Linked DNA regions of Mus musculus: region 1 is linked to region 2. Evidence: chromatin loops called from intact Hi-C (ENCODE). Cell type or tissue: heart. All regions are shown on one strand. Each heading gives the region's core, and the rest is flanking DNA. Links, peaks and the distances in the headings are about the cores only. Region 1 has its middle 14 kb from the start of Map7. Region 2 overlaps Map7 (microtubule-associated protein 7).

Region 1 (9,184 bases), core at 685-8,684, 70 kb before region 2:
TTGTTGTTTTTAAAAATCAGGATTCTTGGTGGAAAGACTTAGACTCCCCCCCTCCCCCTTTTTTTTAACATTTATTTATTTTATGTATATGAGTACACTGTCACTGTCTTCAGATATACCAGAAGAGGCCATCAGATCCTATTACAGATGGTTGTGAGCCACCATGTGGGTGCTGGGAATTGGAACTTGGGACCTCTAGAAGAGCAGTCACTGCTCTTAACCACTGAGCCATCTCTCCAGCCCAGACTTAGACTTTCTTACTGTGGTCATGTATCTTGTATGAAATTTTCCAGAGTAAAAAGTGATCTTTATTTAAGCCAGAAGGGCCTCTGTTGTCCCCAAATAAGCATAGAAAGTAGACACTCAGGTTGTGCTTATGCTGTGACGTAAGCCCCTCCCTATTGAAATTCAGATCCTAGAAGCTAGAATTGCTGCTGCTTCAGGGGGCAAACTTCACATCTCGCTAAGTCAGTGGTTCTCTCCTGAGAACCACTGGTAAGTTGAAGAGAAGTCAGCTGTTGTCATAGCTTAGGTATGTGTGTGAAACGCAAATTTACACTGGCATGGTCTCTAAAGAATTCACACACTTGTGTCATGATACCTGAAAACAAATTATTCGAAGAGCTTTAAAAAACATACTCAAGTCTTGTTAGTACAAGAACTAAAGACATCGAGGCTTAGACTAATTTAACCAAGAATGTGTACTTTCCATGGGTTATTAAAATGACGGAGTTTGGAAGGTTGATGAATATGATCTTTGAGTTTAGTAAGGAAATCCACAGGCCAATGTGTACGGGTCGTGAGGGTTCAGTGGAGGAAGGATGGACCACTCTGGCTGTGGTCATCCCGGAGCACCTGCTGCAGCTAGCACTTAACCGCCAAACAACAGGGAGTGATGTGTGGTCAGAGGGAGGAGGAGGGGAAATAAAGGCATACAGGAGAGGAGCTAAAGTTTCTTGACAGGACAAATGTGAAAGGCTCAAAGTGAGTGTTCAGGGAAATCAGTTAGGCATGATGGATATGTTGAGGCCAAAGGTCAAGCCAAGAGGCTAGAACAGTATTGTTGGAGCAGGAAGGCTTGTCTTGATAAAGCTTTGTTAATCAGAATTAAAGAGCTGGGTTGCACAATTAGCACAAACACACCCTCTCCTAGGGAGGTCCTTTTCCTCCTACCCTGCCCATTTGGGACAGCTGTGCTTGAGTTCGGGAGGTGCCGGTTTGCTCTGGAACCTGGAAGGAGAGCTTCTTTTCAGAGCAGCTGTGTAGACCAGATGGAGGAAGAAAGGAGAGAGAGTTTGGTCTCCAGACTTAACTCTGAGGTCCCTGGATAGAGCTAGGTAGGCACTGGCCTGTCAGTGGGTATAAAAAAAGGAGGCCGGTTTGGGACTCTGAGATGTCAGAGGATCACAGGTAAAAAGAAGACACAAGGCGATCCACTTTTAATTGGTTCATTAGTTTAAGCTTGACCCGAACATATTAGTGAGTACAACTGAGTAAAAGAAAAGGTGGAAAAGTGTCAGTAGTGATGCCAGATAGTTAACTGGTGAACCTGCAGGAACAGACACGAGGTCAGGTCTGAAGGCCACTCCAGGAAAGATCAGAAAGAAAAACTGCAGACAGGATAGACAACCATTCAAAATGGAGGAGGGACAGACAGCCAAGTCAGAGAAGTGAGAGATGCCCAAGAGGGACAAAAAGGTCAAACATTCCAAAACTGAAATGATATTTTAAAGCCATTACTTTGGATTGAGGTTTCCACTGGTTTCTCCTAGCAGAGGAATTTCAGTTGGTCCAAGAGTTGGGGGCACATCCTTTATAATAATGATTAATAGATTGAGCATTGGAAAGATGAGATAGCCCAGTAGACCGTTCCATAAAAGTTGCCAGAAAAAAAAAATCAATACATTAGAAATTCTCGAATAAGTAGAGGTGGGTTTTTTGTTTTTGGTTTTTTTGTTTTTTGTTTTGTTTTGTTTTGTTTTTTCTGAGACAGGGTTTCTCTGTATAGCCCTGGCTGTCCTGGAACTCACTTTGTAGACCAGGCTGGCCTCGAACTCAGAAATCTGCCTGCCTCTGCCTCCCGAGTGTTGGGATTTAAGGCATGCCCGGCTAGTAAAGGAGTTTTTAATTGTTTTTTAAATGTGTTGTTTCAGTAGACTGTCAACGTAGCTATAGATGTATAACCATCACTGTCGATAGGGCTTAGAGTCTTGTCTTCCAGAGCTCCCTCTGGCTCATTTCCCACCCACTGATCTATTTTCCATCTTTGCTTTGACTTTTCCCAGAGTCTTAAGTGGAAGCATACCATGTAACCTTTGCAGGGGTGCCGCCCCCCGCCCCCACAGCCTAATGTATTTGAGATCTGAGCACACCGTGATGTGCATTGGTAGTTCCCTGCCCTAGCACCTAGTGCTTCCCTGTCCCCAACTTAAGGACGTCCAGTCACTCCTAGGTTTGGGTAGGAGAAACAACTGTTGCAAATATTCGTATGTTGGTTTTTACGTCACTGGTTTCATTTATGGCAGATACTTACATTGTTGTCTCCAATGTGATTGTGTAAGACGTTGCCACTTCTAGGGTGGCTGTACACCTTTTTCTGTGAGCGTCCTGTGAGATTGTTCTGCATCCTTTTCGGCCCTTGTATATTTTGTTGATTTGATGGTTTTCATTTTAGTCACTCCACTAAGTTTTTTAAGTAAGCTGTAATTGCTTCAAAGTGAGATATTTTTTGCTTGATGCTAATGCAGTCTCTGAAATGAGGTCATGTTGAGCCCAGAACCCAGGGTTCTGTTTGGTGGCTTGCTGTTCTGTGATTCTGGGAACTGAGCTCAGGGCCAGGTCCATATCAGACAAGTTCTTGATCACCAGCTATATTCCCAGCTCTAGAGTCTGTCTGACGCCCATCTTGGCTTCATCTCCTTTTCTCTTATCCCCAAGGCCTTTCTTCCTTCCTGTGCAGCCTGTGCTCTGAGATTGTGAGCCGACGCACTTTCACACAGAGGACCCGTGCCAGTGCCCTTCTCTCTCCTCTCCGGGGCATCTGTACTCTCATCCCTAGACCTGACAAGGAGCTTTTGTATTAGAATATTGTAAATAGCCTGGCGTGGTGATGCTGGCCTGCAGGGCGGGCTCCCCTCATGGTCTCCATGAGTCTACATAGTAAGTACCAGGCCAGCTAGTGAGACCCTGGATCTAGAAAAATGAAAAGAAAGCAAGCTGGGAATACTGGTTGTATATCTTGTCTTGTGATCCCATTTCTTGGGACTCACTCTGTTATCAAGATGAATGCTTTGTGTTAATCTCCAGTTTGTGAAATGCTCTCAGTGCCTGTAGTCTGTCGCTGAACTCTTTATCTCTGTCAGGGACCAGGTCTTCGTGCTTGTTGCAGTGAGACTTGTTCTCCAGTTTAAGGCTCTACTCCCCAGCAATGTGCCTCCTACCGCCTTACTATTATAAATTACTATTTATAATTTTCCTTATAATGTTTAGTTGTTTGCAATGTAAATTAAATGACATTTCACTGCTTTTTCCTGTTAAGGATTATTCTCTTTAATATGTATTTAAATTCAGAACTAGTTGAAAAATTAGATTTTTTAATTAGGTGTTACTTCAAGTTTTACTTTTTCATTATTTCTTGTTTATGTGTATGTTTGAGAGTATAGCGTGTATAATTCGGGCATATATATGAGTGTGTAAGGTTTATACACCTGTGCGTGTTAATGTGGCTGGACTGCTTCATCACTCTATGCCTATTCCTGAGACAGAAACTCATTGATTAAGGAGGCAAGCCTCGCCCCCAGTCCTTCTGTCTCCACCTCACAGCTCTGGAATAATAGATGCACCCATTCATACTGCATTCACACCGGCTTTCTAGATGGATACTGGAGATTCAACTGGGGTCCCACACTGACTCACAGACATCTTATTCACTGAGCCATCTCTCCAACCCTTTTTCTTTTTTTCTCTAGAGCTACTAGGGATCAGATACAGGGAGGACCTTTTGCATGTTAGGCAAATGCTCTGAACTGAGCTGCACCCCATGATAATGACTTTCAATGCTAATTTGCAGATATGTATGTTTTTGACAACATGAAAATAACTAAGTTTAAAAAAATAAGTCAAAGTCAGCTACATTCAGCATGTCCTCCTCTTGGATGCTCCCACAGAGCTAGTTATGAGAGCCACATTGATTGCTGCACTGTTTAAAATAGCTAAGAAACGGAACTGGCCTAGACGTCCATCAGTAGGCGAAAGGATAAAGAAACTTCACTGTGGCCCAGTGAAGCATGGTGGCCAACACCTTTAATCCCAGCATTTGGGAGGCACAGGCAGGCGGGTCTCTGAGTTCAAGGCCAATCTGGTCTACACAGTGAGTTCCAAGACAGCCAGAGCTATACAGAGAAACCCTGTCTCGAAACCGCCACCCCCACCCCCACCCCAAAAAAAGCAGGACTCAGACGAGTATATTTTCTGTACTATATTGAATTTAGACTTCATAGTGTGTGTGATGAAAATGTACCCCTGTAGTCCTAGTGCTTGGAAGATGGGTGCAGGAGGGTCAGAAGTTCAAGGCCAGCCTTGGCTACAGGAGATTCTATTTTAAGAAACTGTCTGGGGAGGAGATCAAGAGTGAATGCAAAGAAATCTAGAGGGGGTGGGGAGTAATTGAATTCCTGTGGAGTAGCATGCCAGCTGAGCTGGGGCATTTAGGGAGGGGGAACCAGCAACGTGGGGGTGGGTAGGGGGACAAGCCCTGGAGATGAATGAAGACAGTATAATATGCGTATGGAAAGGCCAAAATGAAACTTTGTGCGAGCTTAATATGAAAAGCCAGTTGCCTGAGAAAAAGCCCAGGGTTGGCAGAACTAACCAGACAGTACAGGTGGGCACAGCAACCCGAAGGAAAGAGTGGGAACTTGCAAGTAGATGCCATCTGTGAACTGCACTTTGCAAGATTGTTAATAAAATCCTGGGTCTAAGTTTAGAACATTACCGTATGAGGTACCTTAAAATTCTGTGGCTTTCTAACAATTGCCAGCCAAACCTCCTTTTTAAAGTTGGCTTTCTGGTATCAGACCCATCCTGTACTGTGTTGTAAAATGGGGTCACTGACACCACATCGAATATAGAAAGAAGCTAGACTCTAGGGTAAGTTCAAATTTCAAGGTAAAATTCTAGCAAGAACCCCCTTTCTCCAAACCATGCGGGATAGCGCTGAAATGCATAATTATTTATCTTTTTTTTTCTTTTTCTTCCCGAGACAGGGTTTTTCTTTGTAGCCCTGGCTATCCTGGAACTCAATCTGTAGACCAGGTTGGCCTCGAACTCAGAAATCTGCCTGCCTCTGCCTCCCAAGTGCTGGGATTAAAGGCGTGCGCCACCACAGCCCAGCTAATTATTTACTTATAAATCAGATGAATTCCTATTGCAGGAAGCTTGACTGCTTCTCAAGATTTTAATCTGGATGGGTGGTTCTCGGAAGCTCCTGACCTGAGACTTCTGTGTGGCAGACTGGACAGACAGGCCCGGGGCGCCTGCTTTCTGCATTCCAGCTGATTGTTTCTATACAAGGTTCTAAGTTAGCCCACAGCTAACTTGAATAAGGCTTACTCCTTGGGCAGAAGGTCATGTTGTTGGCACTATTGCTGAGGTCACCTGCTAGAACACCATAACTTCAGATCAGGGGTTCTTAGTTTTGGCAAAAAAGTTAAAATCACTTGGGACCTAGAACCCCATGGTGCCCAGGCAATTGTCAAGAGGATCAAGCAGGTGGCAGCCAGGTGGTGGTAGTGGGTTTAAAACTCCCCAGGCGCCTCCTGTGTGCAGACCATGCTGAAAGCTGGTTTCAACCCCACGTCCCACCTTGAACTATTCTGTCGGACTGTCTGGGTAGGTTTAATTTGGAGGTGTGAGGTAGACCTTGCTTCCAGTGACTACATGGACAGTCTTAACAGCTGTTACCCTGAATTTTGTAGACTTTGCTTCATTTTTCTCCCCAAAACCTTTTGAAGTGAATATAGATGAAATTAGGTGTGAGTACATTCTCGTGGACAGTATAACACTCTCAGTGGCACACTTGTATACTTTATATATAAATGTGAAGTAGACAGAATGGTATATAAGGAGCTTTTTTCTCTTTTTCCTTTAGTGTTCAGTCTTCTTCCTTCTCTCCTCAAAAACGGGAAAGGTTAATTTGGAATAAGTAGATGGCAAGAAGTTTTCCCGAGGAGTTTGTGATGACCCTGTGGCCTCTAACCACCTTGGTTCTTCAGCATCTATTAATAGCTGACAGGATGCGTTCCTCTCCATCTGCTCTGTTTGAGCCTCCTGTGGGACTGGATGCTGATGGCCTTCAGGCCACTGTGCCCTCCCTCCCTCTCCCTCCCTCCCACCAGGCGCTTGCTCCTTGCTCTTTTCTCCACAGGATGCTTCACACTCCAGATATCACCTTCAATTACTCTCTGATACCACAATACTTCATGTGCTGAAATGTCTGGAGGGGCTTCTGTGTCAAGTTTGTGTCTGTTGCTGCATATTTGCAAAGCCAGATCTAAGCAAGGCCTTGCTCCTAAAACTAAAACTGCTCAGGAGTAATACTAATTTTGGTACAAGGACACTGGAGCCTCTACCACTTACTACTGCCTGTGGGATCTTGACAAGTCACATAAGCAACCATCTCTACCTTTTAAAACTGAAGGCACAGTAGTACCAGCCTCTCTGGGAAGAAATGAGTTAAGATGGAGAAGCATCCATGACACAGTGAAGTATGAACTGTTTATTATAAAGGATTAATACTGCGTCACCATGCAAAGACGGGCATACCCTGACATGCTGCCTTTCTCAAGCAAGGTTCTACTTAAATTGGTGAGCTCACCCTAGAGAGGGCGTCGGAATGCAGTGCTGACTCAGAGCTAATTGTAGCTGTGTGACCTCACTGGACCAGGTAAGGCCTGGTATAAAAGGTGCCACCAAGGCAGCTTTTCACCTGTCCACATGTGACTTAGCGTTCTGTTAGAAGATGGCTCTGTTCTGGTCTGCAGGATGCTTGGATTATGTTGTGTCTTTGAGGCACTAACAGCAGCACCTCTTGGCTCATTTTCATTTTCTTTTATCTTACACAAAGTGATTTTATTATTTTAAGTTCTTAAAATATTGCTACAAAAGTTAATATGTTTAAGCCATGAAGATAGACTTCCATTCCCTTTGGAAGGTGAGGATGGGCTTCTCAGACCCATTTGAGCTAAGGTATCCCTCTGTGGGGAACATGGGAGGCTGGTGTAGCTCATCTTCTACTAGGCTTTCAGGAGAAGCAAGAGACAGTTCGGCTTCTTCAGACAAAATGAAGCAGAGTGCTTCAGAAAGTGATTTCATTTCTGAAAGTCACCAGTTTTAGAAAAAACTTCCTTAAGTCGCAAAAGCCCTGGTTGTATGGGGTCCAGGTGCAAGACACTAATTTCTCCTTTAAGAAATGATTTGTGAGGGCTGGAGAGATGGCTCAATGGTTAAGAGCACTGACTGCTCTTCTGAAGGTCCTGAGTTCAATTCCCAGCAATCACAAGGTGGCTCACAACCATCCGTAACAAAATCTGACTCCCCTCTTCTGGGGTGTCTGAAGACAGCTACAGTGTACTTACATATAATAAATAAGTAAATCTATGAAAGAAAAAGTCTTTAAGAAATGACTTGTGAAACTAGACTTGGTTGTAATATAGGTTTTATCTCATTTAGAAAAAAAAAACTTGGCAAAATTAAAATGTGTCGCTGCCTCAAATGAGCTCTCAGTCTCTGAATAGGTCCTTTGTTATGAATAGTAATGATGTGAATATTCTTCAATAAATATGTTATAGGAAATGGAAGGTTATCATTTACATATATATATATTCAGAATTAAGAATAAATCCAGGCCGGGTGTGGTGGTGCATACTTTTAATCCCAGCACTTGGGAGGCAGAGACAGGCAGATTTCTGAGTTTGAGGCCAGCCTGGTCTACAGAGTGAGTTCCAGGACAGCCAGGGCTATATAGAGAAACCCTGTCTCGAAAAACAAACAAACAAACAAAAAAAGAATAAATCGAGAATTTTTTTTCGGATGGCGACTTTATAATTTTAAGCCTCCTTATGAAGATACATTTTTTTTTTTCTATATATCCAGTGCTCTGTAAGGGACTGTGTAAAACACAGACACCATTAAGAACCAAAGTGAAAGTACAGGAGATGGCTTGGCCATTGGAAGAAAGTGTTCAAATCTGAGAAGCAGGAGAATGAGCTGTTTTGGTCTAGGAGAGCTATGTGATTCAAATGACTTTAGACAGCAAAACTGTGTAAGCCTGTGGCCCAGGGAAGCCTCACAGGACAAAATCTTGCATTTGCATTTCCTATCCAATCCTCTTCACGGACGTCCTGGTGCTAAAGGCAAAGTCGAGGATTCCATTTCAGCCCTCCTCCAAGTTCAGCCAGCCCAAGATTTATCTGCTGCGCATGGACAAGAGCACAGAGGGGAAGAGTGTGGCCCCGCCCATCAGATGGCGGTGCTGCACAGAATCTAACCTTGCTGTAAGGAAAGCCATGCAGAGCTGGGATGGTGCCACAGCGTGCGTTGCTGGACACAAGAAAGTCAGTCTCCAGAGCAGTTTGGAAAGAGAAGGGATGGGTGAGGTGTCAGAAGGGCAAAGTCTACTCTAAATCCTGCAAAGGGTTCAGACAGAACTTGGGGTATGGGACTCGTGCACTGAGTATTCCAAACCACTATGAAGGACTTTATGCTTTGCAAAGCCTTCAGGCCTGAGGTTAAACCTCTTACTAGCACGTGCAGGCCTTGTATTTGATCCCAGCAACCAAATAGAAAGGAACTAGCTGTTAAAAGTCTCAGAGGTTAAGAGCACTGGCTGCTCTCATGGGGGATTTGGTTGCCCACACCCACACGGTGGCTCACAGCCGCCTGGAACTTCAGTTCTAGGGCATCCGATGCCTCTTCTGCAAGTACCAGAAATGCGCGTGGTACACATGCACACAGGCAGGCAAGACACTGCCGCACTTAAAAGTAAGTAAACCTTAAAAATAGTAGAGTGTGTCTGTCCATCCATCCGTCTGTGTGTACATCATACATGTGTATGTGGTCTGAGGACCTGGGTGTGTGTCCTCAACTTCCACTTTGAGTCAGTCTTTGTTTTCTTCTTCTATGTATA
Region 2 (9,184 bases), core at 435-8,434:
GGCCTTAACCAGCAATATAAATTCCAGGATAGCCTGGGTTACATAGTAAGACTCTGGTAGCGGGGTTAGGCACTGACTATGAAAGTAAGTGGGTAGGGATTTATGGATCTCAGAAAAGTTGGGAGAAGATGAACACAATCAAAAGCATTGCATGATTTATAGCCTCAACGAATCAATACAAAACACTGTTATATCCTGAAAGAATCAACACAAAACATTATGATATCCGCAGAGAATCAATACAAAACATTTGTATCTTCAAAGAGTCGATACAAAACATTATTTTACAATGTCAGGTGGTATTGGGAAGACGGCAGTGTTGTAAAAGTCAAAGAAAAAGTGGTGGTGTTAAGAATAATGTAGAGCCAAAAAAAAAAAAAAAGAATAGTGTGGAGCCATTTTATGAGGGAATGGAGCTGAAGTGTGGTAAGTGGATGGGTTCTGCGTGCTGTTGCAATAGTCAGTTCAAATCATTACACATTTACAAAGACTGTCAATCTGTCCCGACAACAGTGAGCCCTAATGTGAAGTATAGACGTGTGATGTTGGTGATGCCCCTGTAGGTTTGCGGCAAACGTATCACTTTAGTGTGGGAGCGCAGACTATGGGTAAGGGGTTTCTGCTTAGTCGTTCCGTGAACCTGATGCTGCTGTAAAAAAAAACAAAAAAGATTTAATGTGGCTAATGGGGAGATGCTGAGTCTGAGGGTCTGATTCGAGGGAAGAGCAAGGTGGCAGGTGCAGGATAGGCTGGCCTATAATTTCACAACTTAAGTTCAAAGCTTAGTGACATGAAATGGGGTAAAATATGTCTTTCAGTACATAACTCACTTGGTGACATTTCTGTGAAATTTGGTAAGAATTTCTAGAGTATTTTACTGACTGACTGCAGAAGAGGAACAATTGCTCACAGTGAGCAACAAGTCTCGCTGATTATCTTTCAGCTGATACTCGGGAGTAAAATGATTTTGCTCGGTTTCTTCCAGCTAACGTCTTAGATTCCGTCTACTATTTACTTAGGGTGTTTCGGGAGTAACACACTTCTCACTTTGGTTAAACTTTCACGCTTAAGTGTGGGAGCCTTTTTTGCAGTTACAAAGCATGTCTGTAAACATTGCACTATTTGTGTTACTTCTCCATGAAGTGACTTACTCTCATGCTGAAGTAAAAACAGTCTCTTTCACTTCACTTTAATTAAGCAAAGTCTAATGAAGTTGAACTCTAATTTCTCATTTCCAAGTTATTTAGTTGCTTCTAATTACAGACTGAGCTTAATTGATTAAATCTAATTTTATAACTTTGCCCAGCTGTTGACATTAGCTGGGTAGTAATTACAACCTCTGATTTACCATTTCTCAAGAAAACTGGAAACCATTTGCATTGTTAAGACTTCCTTCACTTTGTGCAGTCTGTACTGTGCTAAGCTTAAAACAGGGTAATGTGTGTAGCCACTAACACTATAACTGCAAACGGTTGCTGGAGACTTAAGTCACCATCAAAGGAGGGACAGCTTGCCTTGTAACCTGGTGTATGCTACAATAGGTAGAAAATACGATTTTCTATTTAGAGGATTGTCCTTTAGTGAAGAAAAGTTTTCCTTTTCTTGTTTATTTTAAGATAAAGTCATTTTTCTGGGAGCTGGGAAAAGACAGCTTAGTGGTTAGTGCTTGTCTTTCAGAGAATCCAGGTTCACTCCCTGGCACTTGTATCAGATGGCTCACCACTGCCAGTTAACATGTTCTAGGGAAGCCAGCACACATCTGGACTCCAGGCACCTACACTCACGTGTTCATAGACACAAACATATACACACACATTTTAAAAAGTAGTCCTTTTTAAAAGTCTTTTTCTGAGTAGTGTGGTAGTGCATGCCTGTGATCCCTGCACTGGGAAGTGCTTGAGAAAAGGCGGCAGGAAGATTCCAAGTTCAAGGTCGTCCTTGCCTTCCTAGCTCAAGGCCAGCCTGCGCTACATGAGACCCTGTCTCAACCAAACAAGCAAACAACTCCCCCGTAAAAGTTTTTTTTTGATTGAATTTAAAGTGTGTAAAGTTTAGTCCTATTGGCTCTGTGTGAGGGGACTGTAAAATGAACCAAGGGGGTGCTTTCAGTAAACCAAACAGCTTAGTGGTTGGCTTCTTAATGTTCCCACAAAATACACTGGTCATACATGTTCTAAGACAAGCTCCCCTTCATGTTCACTACGGTGGCAATTTCCTGGGCTGTTTTAAAACAAATTATCAGAAACAAGTTTGATAATTATTTCAGGAGAGGATAAGATTTACAAATTCTGAGGCTGAAAGGCTTGTCTGTTCTTACCCATGCTGTCAGCTGAAACCGGAATCACCTCGTGATTTCGCCCACACAGACCAAGTGATATTCCCTTGTGTTAGGACAGTGGCTCTGTGAGTCCTTGCTTGGCTGTTTGGTTTTGAGTCTTGTCTGATAAAATACTGAGTTTTAACATTGGCTAATGCCACAATTAGAAAATTCTACATCTGGCTGCAGGTGATACGATTCAGTCAAAATGGGTGTACATGAAAAACTATGTTCAATTGCTTTCAGGCTAGATGTACATGTATAATTTCATGTTGAAATGTGGACCATAACTCGCAGATATGTAACTATGTATGTGCAGATGTCCTGAAATCCCCCAAAACAGCCCAAATCTGAAACCCAGGATTGTTATTTACTGAAAAGAACCTGTGTCTAGTTGTGATGTAGCTCAGCCTTAGCACCTTCAATCCTCTGGCTGGAATTCAGACGAGCCCTTAGTACACACCTTTCATCCCAAACAATGAAGGTAAAATTAGTTTGTAGAAGGAAGCACCGGTTTTTGAAAGTGACATCTAACTGGATGACAAAGTGACAAATCCAAGAAAGATTTGACAGAATAGGGTATCCCCAAGAAAGAGAAAAGGGAAGCTATTTAAGAGAGCACAGAGAGAGAAAAGGAAAGAGAGGGGTGGCAGTTTACTGAGAGCGTTTTACTCAAGTTGAAAAGAGAACTAGCTAGACTCAGGAGAAGACAGAAAAAGCCAGAGGATGAGAAGGAGCCAGAAGAAATATTAGAATCATTGCCAAAGTTAGTTTGAGCCCAAGCAGAACAATTCAGAGGCCAAGTGAGAAGCCAGCTGAGTTGTCTGGTAAGCCCAGAAGGAACCTAGGAAGGGGAGAGTTTTTCAGCAGCAAGTCTCAGAGGCTGAAAACAGTCTAGGCTAGATTAGATTGTACAGAGGCTAGAAGCTTCCAGGACTAGGCCAGGTTAGCAGACAGAGGCAGTAGGCCTCAGAGCTGGCAATTACTGCAGAATAGAAGTTCTATTCACACAGTATTGCATCTGTTGCTTGCTCCCCCGGACCCTGTCACCACGTTAGCCTAGGCTTCGTTTTCCCTGCCAGCTCCAAGGGCAGCCCCTCAACCTGTGTACGGTGCTGTCTCTTGACAGCTAGCCTGTGTGACCTGGTTTAGTAGGGACTGTCTGAACAAGCTGAAGGAGGAAGAAACAGGGGCTGGGAGGAGTAAAGTGTGATTTATCTTCTACTCCTAAATGTGTATTTATCTGGTTCTCACTCCTGTAACCTTTGATTGTTGCTACACAAACTCGGAATGACTGTGGTTCAGAAGTTAAACGAAGGAAGCGTTCGCAGTGGTCAAGGCAGTAGGTGTTATGAAATTGCCTTTTCATATAATGCGAATTTCATAACTAAAATTAGAGGGTTAGTATTTATGACTAAAATGTTAATCCTGCAAGGGTACTGTATAGTTGAATGAATAACTACGAGGAACATTACATGTAAATGAGGATAGCGGTGTCTGGTCGGTTACATTCACTTTTTCAACACATACACTGAAACTGTCAGACAAACATGAAACTGCTCATTTCCACCTATGATAAAAAGTGATGTCATGTGTTCTCAGTTATTGCACCAAAGCTGTATGCCCACAGACACCAACTAAATGATGGACAGGCAGGGATGCCTATACAGAAAGGAACTGGGTTCTAAGCTTTTGCTGCCAGCCAGCCCTGAGCCCATACATAATGCTCTACTGCTATAATCCCAGGAGTAAGGAGACTAATATAGGAGGATTGTGAGTTCAAAGCTAGCCAGTTTCATTCAAGGGTCTCAATTCACCTTGGCTAACAAGCACAAGAAACGTAGGTTCATTCTCCAGGTCATTTGTTAATGTGCTGTAGAATACGAATTCTGACAAATGAGCAGCTCAGTGAGATCAGTTCTATCACACAGCACTCCCTCATATACTCAAATGTCAAAGCACTGGGGACCCCAGCACCTCTGAAGAGAGACCATTGCAAGGACATGGGAAGTTACAGCTGTGTGGACTGTGAAAGGCTCATTCACAGCTTGTCTGGCGATGTGCAGTTTTTAGCAGAGGGCAGCCTTTGTGCTGGCTGCATTCGTACTTTGGCTCTGAGTGCCTCCGAGAGCCTGTCCCAAGGCTGTCCACAAGGCATCTTGCCTGTGTGCTTCCCTTTGGCCTTATTCCAGGATGCTCATTTAGACGCTAATGGAATGAAGCTTTTAAGGGAGCAGGAAGATCACTCAGGGTTTCTTAGGGTTAGCAAAAACTTAGCATCATGGTGTGTGGCTTATTTGAACACAAGGAAAAGGTTCAAGCAAACAGTATTGGAACATCACTTGACTCATTTAAAATGGTTTCTTTTCTACTGACAAACTTAAAGATGGTATACGTAGCCCTAGCTATAAATTTCCTAAGAGTTTAAATTTTTTTAATTTTGAAAAGCTGAAATTAAATTTCTTTTCCTTTCTTTTTGGTTATGTTTTTGGTTTTCCAGACAGGGTTTCTCTGTGTAGCCCAGGCTGGCCTCAAACTCAGAAATCCGCCTGCCTCTGCCTTCCAAGTGCTGAGCGCCACCACTGCCCAGCTGAAGATAAATTTCTGTTTTTATTGTTTTTGTTGCTTGGCGAGGGTTGTTGGCTTTGGTTTGTTTGTTTGTTTGTTTGTTTGTTTGTTTTGGTGGGAGGGCACTGAAACCAAACCCAGGGCCTCACGCATGGCAGGTGAGGCACACTATTCCTGGGCTAACTCTTCATCCCATGTTGTTCTTATTTGGTGAAATTCCCTGTGCTATTAAAATGAAAAATTATAATTTATTTTTCAAATGATTCTAATTGCAGTTTAAGCTTTCCTCTTCTGCTGCATGTGTTGCTTGCTCACCAGGAACACTGCTACCAAGCTGGTCTGTCTAGGTCTTCTCTCCGCACAGCTCTGAGGGAGGGAAAGCCAGTGACTGAGTGGCTTCCTCCCGGCGAGGCTTCCGCTCGGGATTTTGGACTCCTCACAGCTCTGGGCCTCTCTTTGCTTTCTTTGCTTTCTTTACCGCCGGGAACTTGAGACTTGGCCTCAGTTTTTCTGCAGAGGATTCACACAGCAGGCACAGGCCTGCTGGTTCTGAACCCCTCTGACATGGGAGTCCCGGAACACTGCAGAAGGGCTTAGCCTGACAGAAAGGGCCCTGAACAAACTGCTTCTGTGTGACAAGCCTGTGTAGACTGTTCACAGCCATTGTCCCTGTTCATCCTCACAGTACTGCCTGCATCTGAGAGGTACTAGCTGTCTCTCAGCAGATGAGAGAAAGTGAGGGTTTTCCGCCCTAGGAATCTGCCCATTTCCACTCATAATAAAACTTCAGGACAGTAACATAAAAGTAGAGAGTTTATAGGCTTTCATAAACAGCTTAACTTGGTATGTGCTGGAGATAACAGTAAAATTAAAAATTAAATTAATTAAATAAAAATAAATAAATAAAAAGCCCATGCATGCCTTCCCAAGCCCTTGGCACATGTGTTTACATATTGTGAGCCATTTTTGAGAGATTAACTTGCAACCTAACGAAAGAGCCTCTCTGTGACAGTGACAACAAAGGTTCCAATGACACTCCAGTTTGCGTGTTTTGAGGGGCTGCCTCTAGTTATGAGACTGTAGGTCAGCCCTCCTGGGTCTGGGCTTCATCTGCTACACGGCAACACTGACCACATGATTTTGAAGTAAGCACGTGGAACAGTGTTCTGGAGATGTCCTGACATCTGCTGCTGTCCCTGGCCAGTGTGCCAGGGCCTGTCCTGGTTCACCTACGCTCATCCTGACTTAGCCACCTCTACATTGTTCACCGTGGGATGCACTATACAACATGACCCTTTCCCAGCTGCAAAGTGACAACTTGAGGAAAGTTTCCTTAAGTACCAAGTACTGTTAGAAGCCAACAATCGAGGCCATCTCCTGTTTAACTTCTCATTTACTGCCCTGCCCAGTGTACTGAGTCCTCCTCACCACCCGTGCTGAGTGTAGGTGCCAGCTTACCATACTCCAGGCAAGTGCTCTACCACTGAGCCGTCTCGTCGGCCCTCTCTACTGATTCATTTTTCTTTAAGAGATACTTGTTTTGACTCATGATTCAGAGTTCCTGAATCTTTACAAACTCTTCCAGGAAAGTCGGTAGAAACAACCCAGTATACAAAGCGCCAGCCAGACATCAGCCTGTTACTTAAAGCAAAGAGGTTGCGTGATCCTCGCTAGCAAATTCCTGGTGTGGTTGAAATATAGTCACAAAATATAAGTATTTGAGGGCGAACGTTGGGTCTCTGCAGTCCCCTTGTACATACTGCTTGCCCCAGTGTCGTGGTGCACACCTATGGTGTCAGAACTTGGGAGACTAAGGCAGGGGCTATGCTATGAGTAAGAAGTCAGCCTGGCTTGTACTGTGAGCACAGGCCAGCCAAAACTAGATACTAAGACCTTGTCTTGGAGATCAAGAAGGAAAATAGGGACGGAGGGAGGGAGGAAATACATCTTAGAAAGCTGTTTTAAAGTTAGTCTTCATAGACAGGCATGGTGGTGCACGCCTTTAATCCCAGCACTCGGGAGGCAGAGGCAGGAGGATTTCTGAGTTTGAGGCCAGCCTGGTCTACAAAGTGAGTTCCAGGACAGCCAGGGCTACACAGAGAAATCCTGTCTCGAAAAAAAACAAAAAAACAAAAAAAAAATAGTCTTCATGGCATGATTGTCATCACACCCCGTGACCAAATGGAACCCTCTTCTCTAAATATTAATATTAAGAATAATAATATCCTGTCCTGCTACCTAAGAAAAGGAAGTGATCTTAAGATTCCCGAGGGTAAGGACTATCGGTTAAGCAAGATGGGTTAGGGTGGACAGTACCATTTATAAGTAGCCCAGGAGGACTCTGATGTCACAATTGAGCAGAGACCCCAGCTGCCATCTGTAACAAGAGCCTTTGGGTACGTGCTCAGTGTCTGGGATGGACTCTGGAGGAAGTTGGTTCTCCTGGAACAAAGATGAATGGGAAGTGGAACCCCATGAAGACCTAAACTCACTCTCCTGTCTAGAATACGGTAGAGACCTTGGATTTTACTCTGGGCGTGATGGGAGCTGTTGCTACAGAGTTTTGAGCAGGGGGTTGGTCTGAAGTGTTGTCATGAGATCATGGATGTGTGAACAGAGTGAAGGAGACCTGGAGGTCAAAGGCACTTGGAGGAGAGATGGCCAGAGGTGGTGCTCTTGGTGCTTTTTAAGGCAGAACAGAGAGACTAATGAGTTAGATGCAGGGAGTAAAAAGAGAAGCCAGTGATGACTTTGTACGCCTGGACTTGTTTATCTGGATAAACAGATAATTTCCTGCATCTGGTATTCTCTGCTGCACTGAGGGCGTGGCTAACTAGCCCGCCTGCCCAGCAGGCGTGAGCAGTGCCCAGTGCCCAGCGCCCAGTGCTGAACTATGAAGCCTGCTGCCTGGCCAGAGCCTTCCCCCTTGCTTCTTTTATCCCAGTTCCCTCTTGGTGATCAACTGGTTCCATTTGTGGAATCCTTAAAATTCCTAATGTTTGAACCTTCTAAGAGCTGGGCTCAAGGGCTGTTTTCTAAAATCTCAGTTCTCAGGAGCGCAGGCAGGAGAATTTTCTGAGTTTACAGGCAGCCTGAGCTACATAGTAAGCACCAGGGTAGCCCAGTACCTACTATACAGAACAACAAAAAGACTTAGTTTTCTGTGAACTCTGACAGAAAGAGGAGAGCCCTCTACTAGGCCCTGAAGCAAGTCACTAATGCAGGACCAGTCACTCTGCTGAACAGCGCCCTCCTCGAACTTGGAAGTCATAACTACTACTACTTTGTAGTTTTGACTGTAGCTTCCTACCTGGTCACAGTAAACGTTGAACCTCTGAGTGCTTGGGGATACATTTTAAGGAACTAATGAATTGTCTCTTTCTGTCTCTCTGTAGCGTCTGATGGCTATAAAGTACAAGAGAAGAGAACTGCCCCCAGCCGCCCCACTTCTACAGTTTCAGGACAAACTAGCAACCACTCAGGAAACAAACCAGGTACGATATCGACAGTTACATTCAGAAGTGGGAGGTCATTTAAAAGCTGCAGCCCCATGCTGATGACTAGAATCTAAAAGTAGAGTTTAGGAGTGCTTGGCTCTGTCCCTGCCACCAAAGCAAAAGCAAAATCTCCCAATGCCCCTCCCTCCCCCACCCCCTCTCTCAGATTTGTATATTTATGTATATGAGTACTCTAATTGCATATATGCCTACATGACAGAAGAGGGCTTCATAACCGACTATACATGGTTGTGAGCCAGCATGTGATTGCTGGGAACTGGACTCGGGTCCTCTGCAAGGGCAGTTACTGTTCTTAAATACTGGGCCATCTCTCCAGCCCCAGCTTCCTCCCCTAAATAGAAATGAAAACACAAACCTTATGGAGTCATTTGATAATCACTGAGACAAGATGTTTGTGCGCCCATTTACTTACATCAAACGAAATGAAAGGCGCTGTGTTTGAAGCCAGGTTATAACAGTTTTTGAGCTTTGCATGCCCAGCATTATTGTATATCTCTTGTGACTTCTGAAAACCCACTCAGATCTTTGAGGTACCCACACAGCAGTAAGTAAGCCTTTGTTCAGTTTCCTGCGATGATCATAACCTACCTACAAGTAGTTTTGTGTAATCCCTGCTTGTGATTGACAAAGACACTGTCTGTAAACATAGTACAGACATCTGGACAGGCAGTGCCACCTTCTTCCCAGCAACCAGCATGGGGCTCGTGGGCGAGCTGAGCATGAAGCACAATGCTGCTGGTGACTCCCAGGCTCTTGGAAACCTGCTTCATCCATTACTGAA

The links. Peaks named below come from ENCODE experiments on the same cell type or tissue, not always from the same donor. Only the 100,000 strongest peaks of a DNase experiment are listed, where the experiment ranks them.
Region 1: a loop joins it to region 2, with 2.0 times the contacts of the local background. A loop is called at or near these places in 3 of 42 quality-filtered maps.

What each region holds. Positions count from the first base shown.
Region 1 is chr10:20,152,613-20,161,796 of GRCm38, forward strand. It overlaps a transcript of Map7 not described here. Among named protein-coding and RNA genes, the nearest start is that of Map7, 14 kb to the right of the region's middle. In heart, for the core only: no CTCF peak of the experiment used is centred there; no DNase peak of the experiment used is centred there; H3K27ac peaks cover 541 bases.
Region 2 is chr10:20,222,504-20,231,687 of GRCm38, forward strand. It overlaps Map7 (microtubule-associated protein 7), which reads left to right. Exons shown (of 18, transcript NM_001358787.1): 2 at 8,281-8,379. Among named protein-coding and RNA genes, the nearest start is that of Rpl32l, 19 kb to the left of the region's middle. In heart, for the core only: no CTCF peak of the experiment used is centred there; no DNase peak of the experiment used is centred there.